Linked DNA regions of Homo sapiens: region 2 is linked to region 1. Evidence: chromatin contacts called from ENCODE Hi-C or POLR2A ChIA-PET data. All regions are on one chromosome and are shown on one strand. Each heading gives the region's core, a stretch centred on a gene start or an enhancer-like site at or near the end of the contact. The rest is flanking DNA. Distances are from core to core; before and after follow the strand shown. Region 1 holds the start of MINPP1 (multiple inositol-polyphosphate phosphatase 1). Region 2 holds the start of FAS (Fas cell surface death receptor).

The links. Hi-C counts contacts between places; a loop is a spot of excess contacts on that map. ChIA-PET counts read pairs that join two places held with the same protein, here RNA polymerase II (POLR2A). Pooled maps may share reads with other maps.
Region 2: a map of naive thymus-derived CD4-positive, alpha-beta T cell shows a loop between it and region 1 (8-fold over the local background). The contact joins the promoter of FAS here to the promoter of MINPP1 in region 1. A Hi-C loop is called at or near these places in 1 of 168 maps with a recorded cell type or tissue (naive thymus-derived CD4-positive, alpha-beta T cell) and 5 of 50 pooled maps. POLR2A ChIA-PET finds 5 or more read pairs at or near these places in 1 of 52 experiments (MCF 10A).

Annotation. Positions count from the first base shown.
Region 1 is chr10:87,500,788-87,507,733 of GRCh38, reverse strand. It overlaps MINPP1 (multiple inositol-polyphosphate phosphatase 1), which reads right to left and starts at 2,841. Exons shown (of 5, transcript NM_004897.5): 1 at 2,182-2,841. The coding sequence starts at 2,818. It overlaps MIR4678 (microRNA 4678), which reads right to left and starts at 3,853; the gene lies at 3,780-3,853. LOC112268064 (a long non-coding RNA gene) reads left to right here and starts at 2,900. Exons shown (of 2, transcript XR_002957094.2): 1 at 2,900-3,399; 2 at 6,916-6,946. RefSeq lists enhancers at 2,562-2,621, 2,782-2,871 and a cis regulatory region at 6,732-6,946.
Region 2 is chr10:88,989,110-88,996,055 of GRCh38, reverse strand. FAS (Fas cell surface death receptor) reads right to left here and starts at 5,258. Exons shown (of 9, transcript NM_000043.6): 1 at 5,150-5,258. The coding sequence starts at 5,179. It overlaps FAS-AS1 (FAS antisense RNA 1), which reads left to right and starts at 3,081. Exons shown (of 1, transcript NR_028371.1): 1 at 3,081-4,634. It also overlaps a transcript of ACTA2 not described here. RefSeq lists enhancers at 4,323-4,402, 4,533-4,942, 5,083-5,593, 5,594-6,105 and a silencer at 6,513-6,562.

The sequences.
Region 1 (6,946 bases), core at 1,592-4,091:
AATTACATTATGCCCCCAATTGGGCAACAAATATGTATTGGAGAAGCATTCATAATCATGCTTCAACTACTGGTGTGCCCTTTACGTTTTTTTCAGTCATATTCAAAACACACATTTTTCAATCATTTCTCCAACAATTTACCACGAAAAGAACACCAAGTATATCATTTTTGTACATAAAATATGAGAAAATTGAATATAGTTTTATCTGGGCTTTGGATGTGTATGCAAAAAAAATCAGTATGTATGTTTGTTTCTCTTGAAATGGATAATTCTGCCCACTTTGTCAACTGGATTGCAATTCTTAAGAAAATATCTTGACTAGGAAAATAAGCGAACTTTGTCACCTTTTTTCTGTGTACACTAAAATATAATTTCCCAAGTGCATCTGGGTATTTTATCCTTGTTACTATCTAATTATTGCTAGTCTTTAAACAAAAACAAAGGCATTGTTCTGTTTCTACAAAACTACAAATCTAATTCAGCAGACTCCCTCAAAAGACCAGATGTACATAATAGGCAAAACTATTGTCTATAGAGAATAATAAAGTGGCTAGGCAAAGGGTTTGCTATCTGACACTGAAAACGGTCAGGAGTGGGCTTATTCTGAACTGTAGTATTTTCATCCCTGGCTCTGTACTGAGAGTCAAATGCCAGTCTTCGCAATGCCATCTGAGAACAAAAATTCACTTGTTCCAGGAAGTCGCTATAGATATTGTGTTATATTAAAATATGTTCTGCTTTCACCATTCTGTTAATTTAACAGATTTATGAGGAATTTTCACTCATGCTAATGGAAAAAGTATATATTTAAAAAAAAACACAGTTCAACAAGTAATTAGACACAAGTCAGCTAACTGAATTACCCACAATAACATGACACAGAATCAGTGGAGAAATCCCTTACAGATGGTTTCACTGTTCAACAGCTACAGAAGAAATTACAAACCAGCCTACTTCTAATTTTTCACTTGGGCTTTGAAGCTAAACAATAATCCTCACTTCAATTCTGGCCTTAAAAGTGATCAAGAAACTATTAATGCTTGCTCATCTCTGTGGTACAAAAATGTTACATGTTTTTATTCTTATTAGGTATGTTATTGGACAAATGGAGGCAGTATAGCATAATGGCTAAGAAAGCAAGCTCTGAATCAGATTTCCTGGGTCCACAGCTAGCTGTATGAAAATGGGCAAATTATTTAATGTGTTCGTGTATCAATTTCCTCATCTTTGAGATAAGGGGAAAATACTATCAACTCCAGATTGTGGTTGTAAGGATTTTGTAAAATAAATGTGAGGCATACCTGGCATACAATAGGCATGAGGTGTATGCTATCATTATTATTTGTAACTATTACAACATTTTCTAAGAGAAAAAGAACCATTCTAGGAAAACAGAAGACTTGGATACTAGACCTTAGAGAAAGACAATTAAGAAGGCATACTCTTGGGCTCGGGTTCTTCACCTGTGAAATAACGGGGCCTTACTAGATGATTTCTCAAATTTCGAAAAAGTGTAATTAATGGAATAAATGAGTTGTTACTGCTTGTGACCACGGACCACAGCTACAACGATGGGAACGCTACAGTAAAAACATGAACAAAACAGAAGAAAAAAGGAGGACACAAAGGCTTGAGATCAGGTTCCTAAAACAGGGTGTAGGTCTAAAACTGTCATCTGAAAAAGATGATGAGTTTAAAAAAAAAAAAAAAGAAAGAAGGAAAAACTAGTATCGGAAGCAAAGCCCGAGGAAGAAAATTCTAGATTCTGTTTTTTAAAACGTGCGCCCAATTGTGAAACTAGACGCCAGGGAAGGGGGAAGGGATGGGTTGGCGCTCGAAGGGGCAATTCAGTTTGGGAACGGGAGCGCAAAAATTGCGGGAGACCTCGTCTGTCCCCTTTCCTGTTGGATCCCCAACTCTACTAAAGCAGGCAGCGAGTACAAGGTGCTGAATTTACACCTGATGAATTAATAAATGAACATACGTGTAAGGGGAAAAAGAGATAGCCAAGTCTGTAATATCCCTCGACAGGGAGGACGTAGCCCGAGGGATGATGGCTTGGGAAAAGAGGAAAGAGAACTGGGGGGCATCGGAAAAGCCCAGGGTCTGGGGGAGGCGGGAGAGCATCCAGGGCGGGTGGGAGGACCGGGACAGCACACGGGCCGCCCGGGGGGTCACCTGCGACGTCCGGCGGCGGCAAGCCAGGGTGGTAGTGCTGCCACAGCCCCTGCAGGAAGGCGGCGCTGCTATCCATGCAGCGGTGCTTGGAACTGGTGATGAGCCGCAGGCGGCCGTAGTTCTCACGGCTGAAAAGGGCCGGGAAGAGCGAGGCCAGACGCAGCGCCAGCTGTCGCATATCCTGCCGTCCCTTCTCTACTAGCTGCCCGTCCATCCAGTCCGCGTACCACAAAGGCCAGTCGGCCAGCGCTGCACCCAGGTCGCGGCTGCCGGTACTACTAGCCCCGCCATCCCTGGACCCGCGGGCCTGCAGCAACCCGTGCAGCTGCCTCAGCTTGCGGATCTGTTTGACCGTGGGGTAGCGGGTGCCGTGGCGAATGAGGGCGACCAGCTGCACCGGGGTGCAGGTCCCCTCCAGCAGCTCAGGGTCCCGCCACGGAGCCTCGGGGCCCGACAATAGCACGGGGTTGACATCCTCGTAGCGAGTCTTGGTGCCGAAATAGGGGCTGAGCGACGAGGCCACCGGGTCCCTCGGCTCTAGAAGAGAGCAGCGCGCAAGCGACGAGAGCAGCGCCGCAGCCAGGGCCGCGGCAGGCGCTACGGAGGTCCGGAGGAGGCAGCCGGGCGCGCGTAGCATCGTCGGGACGGTCAGTGGAGTGCGCCGAGCCAGCTGCAGATGCCCAGCTTCCGGCTCCGGAGGGCAGGGGGCGGGTCTGGAGGGCGCTTCCGGCCGGCGGCCCTCGGGATGCGCTTCGCTGTTCTCTAGGAGGTACCAACCTCTGGCGGTGGGTCTTGCGTCCCGGCGGAAAGCTCCGAGGAGTCCTGTAGACTTGTGGCTCGGGTGGAGCCGGCGGAAAACCCCGAGAAGCTTGAGACAGCCGTGGCTGAGGTGGAGCCGGCGTCGCTGCCCTGGAGCGTGGGCGAGTTTCCTCTTAGCCGGAGCTTCAGGGATTGACTCAAAGACTCCTCCGCTTTTTTAGTTGTTTTGGGTGTGAATACAGCCCGGACTAAACCTTAGTCGCCTAGACTAAACCTTAGCCTCCCAGGCTGCCAAAACAGCACAGCTTTTACAGATGACTCTTACATCACCATCCCTACTCTGTGATACTGTGTTTTTCAAAGTTTAGTGCCTGAACCATCAGCATGAAATCTGCCTGAGACGGTTGTTGAAAATTCACATCGCTGGGCCTTGCGGCAGGATGCCTCTTGAAGCCCAAGGTTTTTGTTTCGTTTTTTTCCATTTGAGTTTGAAAATAAACAGGATACAGTAAAGCAGAGAACTTGGAAAGGGGCTTACATTCTGCAGGAATTTAAGTCCTGAATCTTTGGTATAATCTTGACCTGGACTACCAGAGCTAACGCCGACATCAGTGAGACAGCACCCTAAAAGTTCTGTGCTTGTTGTTCCCGAAGGCTTAGCGAGTAGAGACATAGCAATCTAGAGAATTTGGGTGCATTGAGTCATGGCCCAACAGATTTACTCTATTATTAAGTATGAGCTAATCTGCTTTGCGAAGCAAACATGCTCTGTATTTACCACCACTCCAGATCCATACGTTCCTCCCATGTACTTACTTACATACTCAAATCAAAAGCTGGGTTTTTTAATAGGTTATTGCTCAGAATCTTTGACCCCAAAAATCATAAGTCTGAACAATACCTTGTTTTTTCCCACTTGAACTCCAGTTTATTTGCCAGCTGGGGAAATAATAAGTATTACAGAAGTCGTACGGTGATCCAGATTTAAGGAAATTGGGACCACGTTTTCATTAAGTTAGCTTTTGCTTCAAAGACACTATTACATTGCTCTTTATAAGCCCATCACCATCTTTACTCCTTTTCTCTTTAAGTGTCTCCTTGGTTTAGAGAGGTGTTCCTCTAAGTTTAGGCGTGCCTCTAAATGTTAACCAAGAAGAAACGGGGCCAGCCTATGAATGCTGAAAATTTGGAGACGTTCTGTGCAGGAAACCATCTTTAGGGCAACAGATGTTCTTTTCGATATGCTATTTTGTAGCATGTCAATGCCTGAATATTCATGGTCAGTGATATTTTTGTAGAACTTTGCTCAAATTAGCATTTAGTAAATATCCGCTCCTTCTTAAAATAGACATTCTAACCCGTATGCTCTATAGGCTGAGTCGCCTGATAATATTTCTAAGTGCATTCAGCGAGCATTTGTTCCAGGTTCATCTCACTGTATTTTGCCTAATACATATGCTTACTAATAACTTCTCACACCCAATCTTTTGAGTCCTAGGGGTTACCAAGTGTTCCCAAAGTCATTATTCACTTCTTCCTTATGAAGCAATCTTTAGAGACTCCACTTACAAAATGTATGGCACAGTACACATTTTTATACATGAAATTTGCCCCTAGTTTGATTTTATTTTCCTTATCTAATTCCTCATCAATTAATTTTATCCTGTTTTATACACTTAGGTATATCAGCTCCTAATTATTTTGATGTTATGCCAAGATAACAATGATAAAGTAAAAGTAAGCAATGCCTCCATGTTTTTGGCTAGGAAAAAGCCAAATATAAAGAAGACGAAGAGTGCTTAAGCTTTGGACCCAGACTCTAATTAGCTCTGCTGCTTATTAATTGAGTGACCCAAGTTCTCTGGGCCTTAGTTTTTTTTTTTTATCTGAAAATTGGTAATATTAGAACCTATATCATGGGATTATCATGACAGAGATGATGTATTTAAAATCCATATGATAGGCCGCTATAAATGATATTTTTATCATTACTAATGTTCAGTGTGATTATTCCTGTGCTAAGATGCCTAGCTTTCTAGCAATTACATGGATTACACTTACTCCCACTGAACATTAAAGTGAATGACTTTCACAGGCAACACATGCATCAAAGATCATTTCATAACTTTTCTAATAATAAAAATCCACTCATTTCACTTAAAATGGATATCTTGTTCTTAGAGCACTAAGCAGCCTTTGAAAAAATTTAAAAAGGTCACAGGCCGTGCTCCTCATTTCATGCCAGACCATGTCTGAATTATCTGGGCACTCTGTAAATTGGATGCCCTTTGACATAGGTGCCCACTTGGTCCAATCATGTAGTACAGAGAAGTTTGCATAGTGCGAAACATGGCTATTCCTTTGCAGAGATCATGGGAACATCACCTCCCCTCATAAGAAATTGTGGGTATGGGAGCAATATATTTGGCAAATCTAACACAATACAAGAGGCAGAAAGGAAAATTAATGGTTCAAGGTCCTTGCAGAGATGGGAGAGGACAGAACCAAAAACACAGGTAGAGAATTTGATTTGGGCCAGAAGGAGATGAGACCTTATCTTCTAAGAGAATGTTAGAAGGATGGGTGAACATGGGGATAAATTTGTAGATCTGGCAGGAGAGAGTTCATAGAATTCAAGTCTGATGGCCTCAGTTTCCACAGTAACATAGGAGACAAGTTTGAAAGATGGGGGAATAGGAATTAAGTCTTGAAATGTGAAAATGGTTTGGATTTGCAACTGAGAGAAATGGGAAAGTAATGGGAAAGGATTGACAACTAAGAGGAATGGGAGAAACAAGTAGAAGTTTGTATGGTCAGCTCTGGAGATCCAACTGAGAATGAATTGCTAGTGGTTCTGCAATTTTATTTAGAAGCAAACATTATCTGTTGTATTTTTTCAGAGTGGAAAAGAAAAAAAGTTTAACTTGATGGTCCTACATTAATGGGTCTTGAGTAGAACTTCATTTCTAATCAATCCACTATACGAAAGGATAAGCTCAATTATTTTTGCCAGATTATCCATAGGATTTCAAAAATAGTCATTCAGCTTTTAAGATTGCATGGTGTCAGCCAGGCACAGTGGCTCATGCCTGTAATCTCAGCACTTCGGGAAGCTGAGGTGCGTGGATCACCTGAGGTCAGGAGTTCGAGACCAGCCTGGCCAACATGTTGAAACCCCATCTCTACTAAAAGTACAAAAAAATTAGCTGGGTGTGGTGGTGGACGCCTGTAATACCAGCTACTTGGGAGGCTGAGGCAGGAGAATTGCTTGAACTTGGGAGGTGGAGGTTGCAGTAAGCTGAGATCACGCCATTGCACTCCAGCCTGGGCAACAAGAGTAAAACTCCATCTCAAAAAGAAAAAAAAAGATTACATGGTGTCATATATAGTATTTTAAGTTAACAGCCATCTACTTTACTTTTAAAGAGGTTACTAAGATAGTTTTCTGGGGATGAAACAATAAAGGAAAGGAAACAGCTAAATTCTGTAGGGAAACAGCAAGGCTCTCTATGTAAGCATATACAATACTAAGAACATGGTCTCAGAAGTTAGACTTTCTGGTTTTCAGATTCCAGCTTCATCTCTTATTACCTGTGAAATATTTAAAAAATTAAATTATTTTGCCACCATTCTTTTTCATTGTAAAGTGGGGATAATAATACCTAGCCATGAGACTGTTGAGAGGATTAAACGAAACAGCTTATATAAAGACTTTATATAGTTTCTGCCCCCAAATAAATATCAGTTGCTTTTATTAAGCAGAATTAAAGGGTTTCTTATTATCACGTCTCTCTTAAATAAACTGACAAATAGTTTTTCATAGATATTTATTATCTCATAACTACATTAAGCAACGAACTTTGTGCCTATGCCAGGAAAGTTTGAGCTTTCTTATCTTTCTGCCCTGCTGTTGCATCATTCCTCTTTTAACAGTTGCCAGATGTTGATTTAGTGTTTATTGGCTTTTTGTTGCAGTGGAAGCCAACAGAAGAGGGGTCCATGTGTA
Region 2 (6,946 bases), core at 4,009-6,508, 1.5 Mb before region 1:
GCCTGACTTCATTGAAGGACAGGCTATCATTAATGAATCCAATGTCAAATTGTCAAATTTACTCTAATTTTGCCAGTTTATCCCAGTCCATGCCTTAACACAACCTATAGTAAGCTTGCTCACTTTGCTGGGCTGAGTACATCTGCTGATTGAATTTGTAGTCAGATTTGCTAATTCACAAGGCTGGCCTTGCTCTAAAGGTATGATTTTTTGTTTCTTTGTTTTCTTTGTAGACGGAGTCTCACTCTGTCGCCCAGCCTGGAGTGCAGTGGCATGATCTTGGCTCACTGCAACTTCCACCTCCCAGGTTCCAGTGATTCTCCTGCCGCGACCTCCCGAGTAGCTGAGATAACAGGCACGCCACCACACCCAGCTAATTTGTGTATTTTCAGTAGAGTTGGGTTTTTGCCATGTTGGCCAGGCTGGTCTCAAACTCCTAATCTCAAGTGATCCATGATCCACCCACCTTGGCCTCCTGAAGTGCTGGGTGACAGGTGTGAGTCACCTGCCCAGCCTAAAGGTATAATCTTATACTAAATTCACTATCATTTCTACTTAGTGGGACTCAGGCTAGTTGTCCTATATAACTATGATTGCCATTTCTAAATGTCTAAAGATGGGGTGACTGGGCTGTACAACAGTTTATTTCAAATCAAGAAAGCAGTTGTGATCAAAGGGAAGAACCACCTCATTTCCTTCCGGGGAAGGTGAAGTTACCAATCTTACAAAAGTCAATTTCTCTCTGATTTGGGCTTTACTACTCACACTGTCACTTCAAAGACAGTAAAGGTAGGCAAGTGGACTGAAGATTTGTTCCTGCTTGAGACTGAATTGAAGATATTTAATTGGTGTTAGAAGTAGAACTATATAAAAAGCTAAAGACTTTTTTTAAAGCAAGGATTTTCCAGAAAATAAAGAGGATTTATTAAATGTTATTTTTCCACTTTTATGAATATATATATACATACATAGCAAAAAGAAAACTACACACTAAGGCTATTGTAGTGTTGTACCTTATAAGGAAGTACAAGGTACAACATATAAAATTATGTTGCTTTTTATCGTTTTGAATTATTTTATTATTTTTCATCACAAGTCCTAAAATTTTAATATGTAAGTTCTATGAGTAATTTTTTAGTAACAAGAAAAAGTCATATATATATATGTATCCCAGTACATTTAAGAAATGCTTTTTTTCAATAGTAAATTATAAAAATAAGTAATAAATTAAAAAATAAATAATAAAAATTATAGTAATCCCAGCTCATTTAATAAATGCTCTCTCTATAATGTATCCAATAAAAAATATGAGATAAAAATTATGTAGAAATAGAAAAAGGTTTGTGTAACATGCAAAGGAACAAAAAACAGACTATATATAGCTCAAATTAAACATGCAATTATGTATATGTGTAGACAAGGCTAAGAATTTATAAGTAAAATCAAAATTCTTTACATTAGTGTGGTGAGATAAAGTATAAATGTAGTTTTTAAATATTTGCTTTTTGTTTCACATCATGTGGTCATTTTTTCTATATTTACCTATTTAAAAATAAGAAAGGGATGGGTTCACTGTCCTAAATTTGGTTTCAAGTTGCTTTTTATCAATTTCAAGTTTTAAATTGTGTTATTTTATTTTTCATCATAAGTAAATAGTCTTTAGTACCTATTACAAAACATGTGCTCATCAAGGGACTTTTGGGGCCCAAGATAATTTGCCAAAAGCAATTAACTTCCTAGGGGCTTTCAAGTGGGGGGATTTCCTTACTTAGGTTTCAGACCATCTCTTAAGAAACAGTTATTCTCTCAAACTGGCAGTTTACTCTGGTAATCTGGCACCCCTAAAGCAATGTAGTAGCCTTCAAAGAGATTCCTTTGAAACACTGACACTTCTCCTATGTGTCAGTATAAGAGTATTCAGAAGGAAATTACTTGTCCAGTGTCTCAAAGAGCTTACTCAGAGACAACGTCCAAATTCCAGAACTTCTTTGCCTCTAATTTGCTGCTAAGGGTGGTAACTGTATTTCAGGCATGAACATTAGAGGATTTTTCATCAGTCTAACTATAGCTGGTAGTGGGGGTGCTGCCATTTATCAATTTAATTTTTGCTTGCAAACCTGGCCATCATTTACAAATTTGTGTTTTTCCATCCTGGTTGCTAATGTCTTAATTCATATTTTATCATTTTATTGTATTTGTAAGACTTCTCAAGTCCTTTGTGATGTAAATATGGCCCATTAAAAATGAAAATAAACAGCCCAATATGTTCGTTAGGTTGGCTTAAGAAAAATTATTAAATTACAAATTAAGCTACAAAAATAAATAAATATTCCATTTTATGCTCTTTGGGTTGGTTTAAGAAAAATGATTAAATTACAAATTAAATAACTGTTCTTTATTTTCCCCACAAAACTATTCTGTATGACTGCTTGTAAATACACAGCTTTATTTTCCAAAGGCCCTCTCCCTTTCCTTTGACCATAAGATAACCATTCTACAAAATGTAAAGGAGAGCAAACTGGCTGTCCAGTGATTGCCTGGCCAATGTCCTAAATAATGCAAGACAAAACCTGTTGGGGCCCAATAAAATAAAAATCCATGGACTCTTAGAGGCTTCGGAATTCAAATGAGCCTCATGGATCCACATCCCTTCAATTAGCAAGCTGGCATTTCTGAGCGAGGGACTTTCCAAAACAGGCTGCTCAAGTTTCTTGGCCAATAACAGGGTCATGCACAATAAAAAAAAAAAATGCAACCCACAGCTATTTCTCAAATTAATTTGTAAAGTAAGTTTGACTCTTTTTCTGTCTCCTTTAGAAATTTGTCAACTTTTTGGGATTTCAAACTTTTTTATTGTAAGTGTCGGAGTAAAAACACTCAGAAATAGGAAAGAGAAAACTAACACCAGGAAGGTTGAGAGAAGGAAAGAGAAAGAGAAGCAAAAGGGGTTAAGGATGGGGATACTTGTTGACTATAGTTATCACCAGAGTCAGAGGACTAGGGGAAGAGGGGAAAAGCAGAAAACAGCTCCCCACCCATCTATGTCCAGCCCATTAATAGAATTAAAATTTGCTTCTGTATTCCAAGTAATTAGCACTTTGCATCTATTTTATTTATTGCTACTACTAAGAAAACATAACCGTGAAGGCATAAAAGCAAACATTTTCTGTAGACACATGAGGTGACACAAGAGTGTTGAAACTTCTTTAAGGATAAAGGCCTGATGTTAGGCATGTCGTGAGCGCAAAACCAATTTCTGTGTAACTAAATTTAAAAGAGTCATATTAGAGGGGAGAAATGGAAGATAAACTGCAAAACGTAAACAATGATTACTTAGGTGATAGAGTTATGTCTGATCTTTGTATTTGACTCATCTGCATTTATAAATTTTATTTAATAAGCCTTAATTTCCTAGGCCATATATCATATACAAATATAAGTTATACCTAACTTATAGGTATTATAATATGTATATATACATAAATGTATGAATATTTACATATGCGTGTGTGTGTGTATTCTTTCAGAAAAGCAAAGTTTTCTTCGGGCTTTAAACACGCAGCCTCTGGTAAAGGTGCTATTGGTACAAAAGTTCAACAAGCATAGCTCCAAGCTTTGACAATTTTCTTACACTTTACTAATACTGCTGTCCAAAAACTATGAGATTTTCAAAGCAGCCAACATTGCAGTGGTGCAATGGTTAATAACAAGAGAGAGAAGAGTGTGGCCTGAGGTTGTATAAATGTTTTCTCAATCTTGAATCATTAATTTTCTCCAAGGAAGTTTCTAAAGAATCCCAAATAGTGCACACTATTTCTGAAAGGAACAGGATTTTTTTTTCTAATCATAAAATGGACCCAGACATCTCAGCCTCTTGGTGTAATCTGGATATCAGATGCAATCAGCGAACAGCCTGAGTTTTGGAATTAGATCTGAGTTCAATCCCATATCTCCCATTTACTAGCTGTGTGATCTTGGCTGAATTACTGAAGCTCTCTGAACCTCATTTCGCCATCTGTAAAATGGGGATGTGGTTATCTTCCCCACTACATGGCTCTCGTGAGAATCCGCGGAGATCACATTTGTAAACACTTCTCTCGCTATGCCTGGCACTTTGTTGGGGCCCAATAAAATAAAAATCCATGGACTCTCAGAGGCTCCGGTACTCAAATGAGCCTCCTGGATCCACGTCTCTTTGATTAGCCATCTGCAAGCTGGCATTTCTGAGCGAGGGACTTTTCAAAACAGGCTGCTCAAGTTTCTTGGCCAATAATAGGCGCCGGGTTCTGTGCGGTGGGAACGAGTACCACCAACCCCAGCAGGAGACCAAGCAGAAATCACCATGGGAGTGCAAGCTAAGAAAGGGCAAAAGAAGAAAGAGAAGGGCAGAAAAACAAAACAAAATGAAACCACTCAGGCAGCGACTTACAGTCTTAAAGAGAGAATTCCCGGAAGGGAGACAAGGCAGTTTCTTTTTCTGTGTGACAATAAAAAACGGTAAACAAGCCTCCAGAAGCTCATTCAGCCCCCATATAACTTTTTCGAGAAAGAAAAGGTGCCGTTCTTCCGAGCCCTCCGGCTTAACCACTGCTTCGGTGCTGACTTATTTCCTACGTCTGAGAACTGCCAGAAAATGAGCAATATCTGTTCTGAAGGCTGCAGGCTCTCTCCCCGCCCCCGCGGGGCGGCGCGCACTCACCCACCCGCGCCGGAGCGGACCTTTGGCTTGGCTTGTCAGGGCTTGTCCAGGAGTTCCGCTCCTCTCTCCAACCGGGGTCCCCCTCCAGCGACCCTAAAGCTTCCCAGACTTCCGCTTCAATTCCTGTCCGCACCCCACGCCCACCTCAACGTGGAGCGCAGTGGTCTCCGAGGAGCGCCGGAGCTGCCCCGCCTGCCCAGCGGGGTCAGCACTTCGCATCAAGGCCCAAGAAAAGCAAGTCCTCCAGCGTTCTGAGCACCCGGGCCTGAGGGAAGGTCCTAACAGCCCCCGGGAGCCAGTCTCCAACGCCTCCCGCAGCAGCCCGCCGCTCCCAGGTGCCCGCGTGCGCCGCTGCCGCCGCAATCCCGCACGCGTCCCGCGCCCGCCCCACTTTGCCTATCCCCGGGACTAAGACGGGGTAAGCCTCCACCCGGGCAGGAGAGGGCTCACCAGAGGTAGGAGGGTCCAGATGCCCAGCATGGTTGTTGAGCAATCCTCCGAAGTGAAAGAGCTTCCCCAACTCCGTACTGAGCGGGTCCACCAACCCGCGGGAGAAGAGGCAGCTCCGCCTGGGCAGCCAGGGCTGGCCTCAGGGTGTGTTCCGTGCCAGTGCCCGCCCCTGAGGCTCCAGCCAAGTCACTCGTAAACCGCTTCCCTCACTCCCCAGAAGCGTCTTTGAACACCTGTGTGTCACTCTTGCGCGAGATCAGAGACGAGCTCACGAAAAGCCCCGGTGGTCAGGAGGATGGGAAGGAAGCCTCGCTGGGGAACGCCCGGGTTGGGGAGGGCTCCATTGATTCAGCAACTTGGCCTGCGCGCGGGTAGGGAGGGGGAGAAGTCAGGGTGAGGAAGGAGTCAGGGTTCGTTGCACAAATGGGCATTCCTGTCCCGGGGCGTTCCTGCAGTGGCTGGCATGCTCACTTCAGGTGAGGACCTCGAGAGCCGGCCTCCTGCCCTTTCTAAAGGCTTCTGCTGTAGTTCAACCTGGGAAGTTGGGGAGGTCTTGAAGGAGAATGGAGCTCAGAGCGCAGAGGTCCTGCCTGGGTACAGGAGCCTTGGCTAATTGCTGGAGTCACTCAGAGAAAGACTTGCGGGGCATTTGACTGGGCTGTCCATGTTGTGGCTGCAACATGAGAGGCTCACAGACGTTTCTGGAATGGACAGTTAACCATATGAAAAAGTACAGATGTTGCGCCATAGGGCTCTGAAAAGGGAGGGCCCCTTAGTTTTTATTTCTCAAGAGGAAAACAAAGCTAACAACTTAAGCCAAATCGCATAGCCCCAGCTATATTAAACATTCACAATTACTTCCTGTCCTTCGTTACTCATTATTTCCTGGCCAATTTTCTTTAAAAAAAAATCTTGTAATTCTTTCGTGCTCTGGTGAACACTGTTCAAAGTCACTATTGCTTTGGAACGGTAGATAGCTCTTAGGTAGTTTAGCATGAATTTTACAGAAGGTATGTTTGGATAATGACATCATTACTGAACCTGAATTTGGATGCAGTTCCAGACTGGACACACTAAAGGTTTCAGTATTCCTTTGGCATCGTCCACCAAGCTCTGCACCTCACTCTGCAACCTCTCTCCCTTCCCAATTAGATTCAACCCATTAATAACACATTAATAACCCTTTGCTTAGCCCACTGTTCATCCTTCAGGCTTCCTCTCAGTTGACATTTTCTTCTGGAGCCTGTTTGGGCCCTCAAATCTAGGTTAGGTTACCCTCCTGAGGGCTTTCCATCACCCTGTGTTTTGCATCTGTCACTGCACTTACCACCAGTCTTGTAGGTGTTGATAGGCTTGTCTCTGTTCCACCTTTCAGTAGACTGTTAGTGCCATGAGGAAGACCCTGGGCGTGCCAGCCTTGTGCACACACTCTGAGCATCTAATAGACACAAAAAGAAGTGGGATAAGGAGGATGGTATATGGGCATTCTCTGTATTATCTCTGCAAATTTTTTGAAATCCTAAAACTATTCCAAAATGAAAAGTTCATTTAAATAAAAAAATGTAAAAAGAAGGAAGGAAAAGGGGTGTGAGGGAAGGAAAGGAGAGGTAAGGGAAGAAGGAATGGAAGGAGGGAAGAGAGAAAAAAAGGGGAAAGGACAATTGACAAAATCAGTATCTCTTGAGTGTGAATTATAAGCCAGCAACTCACATATGTGGATCTTCCTTACTTAATACTTATCATTATAGCCCAGTGAGATGAGTGATTATTAAACTTACTTTACAAATAAAAAAATGT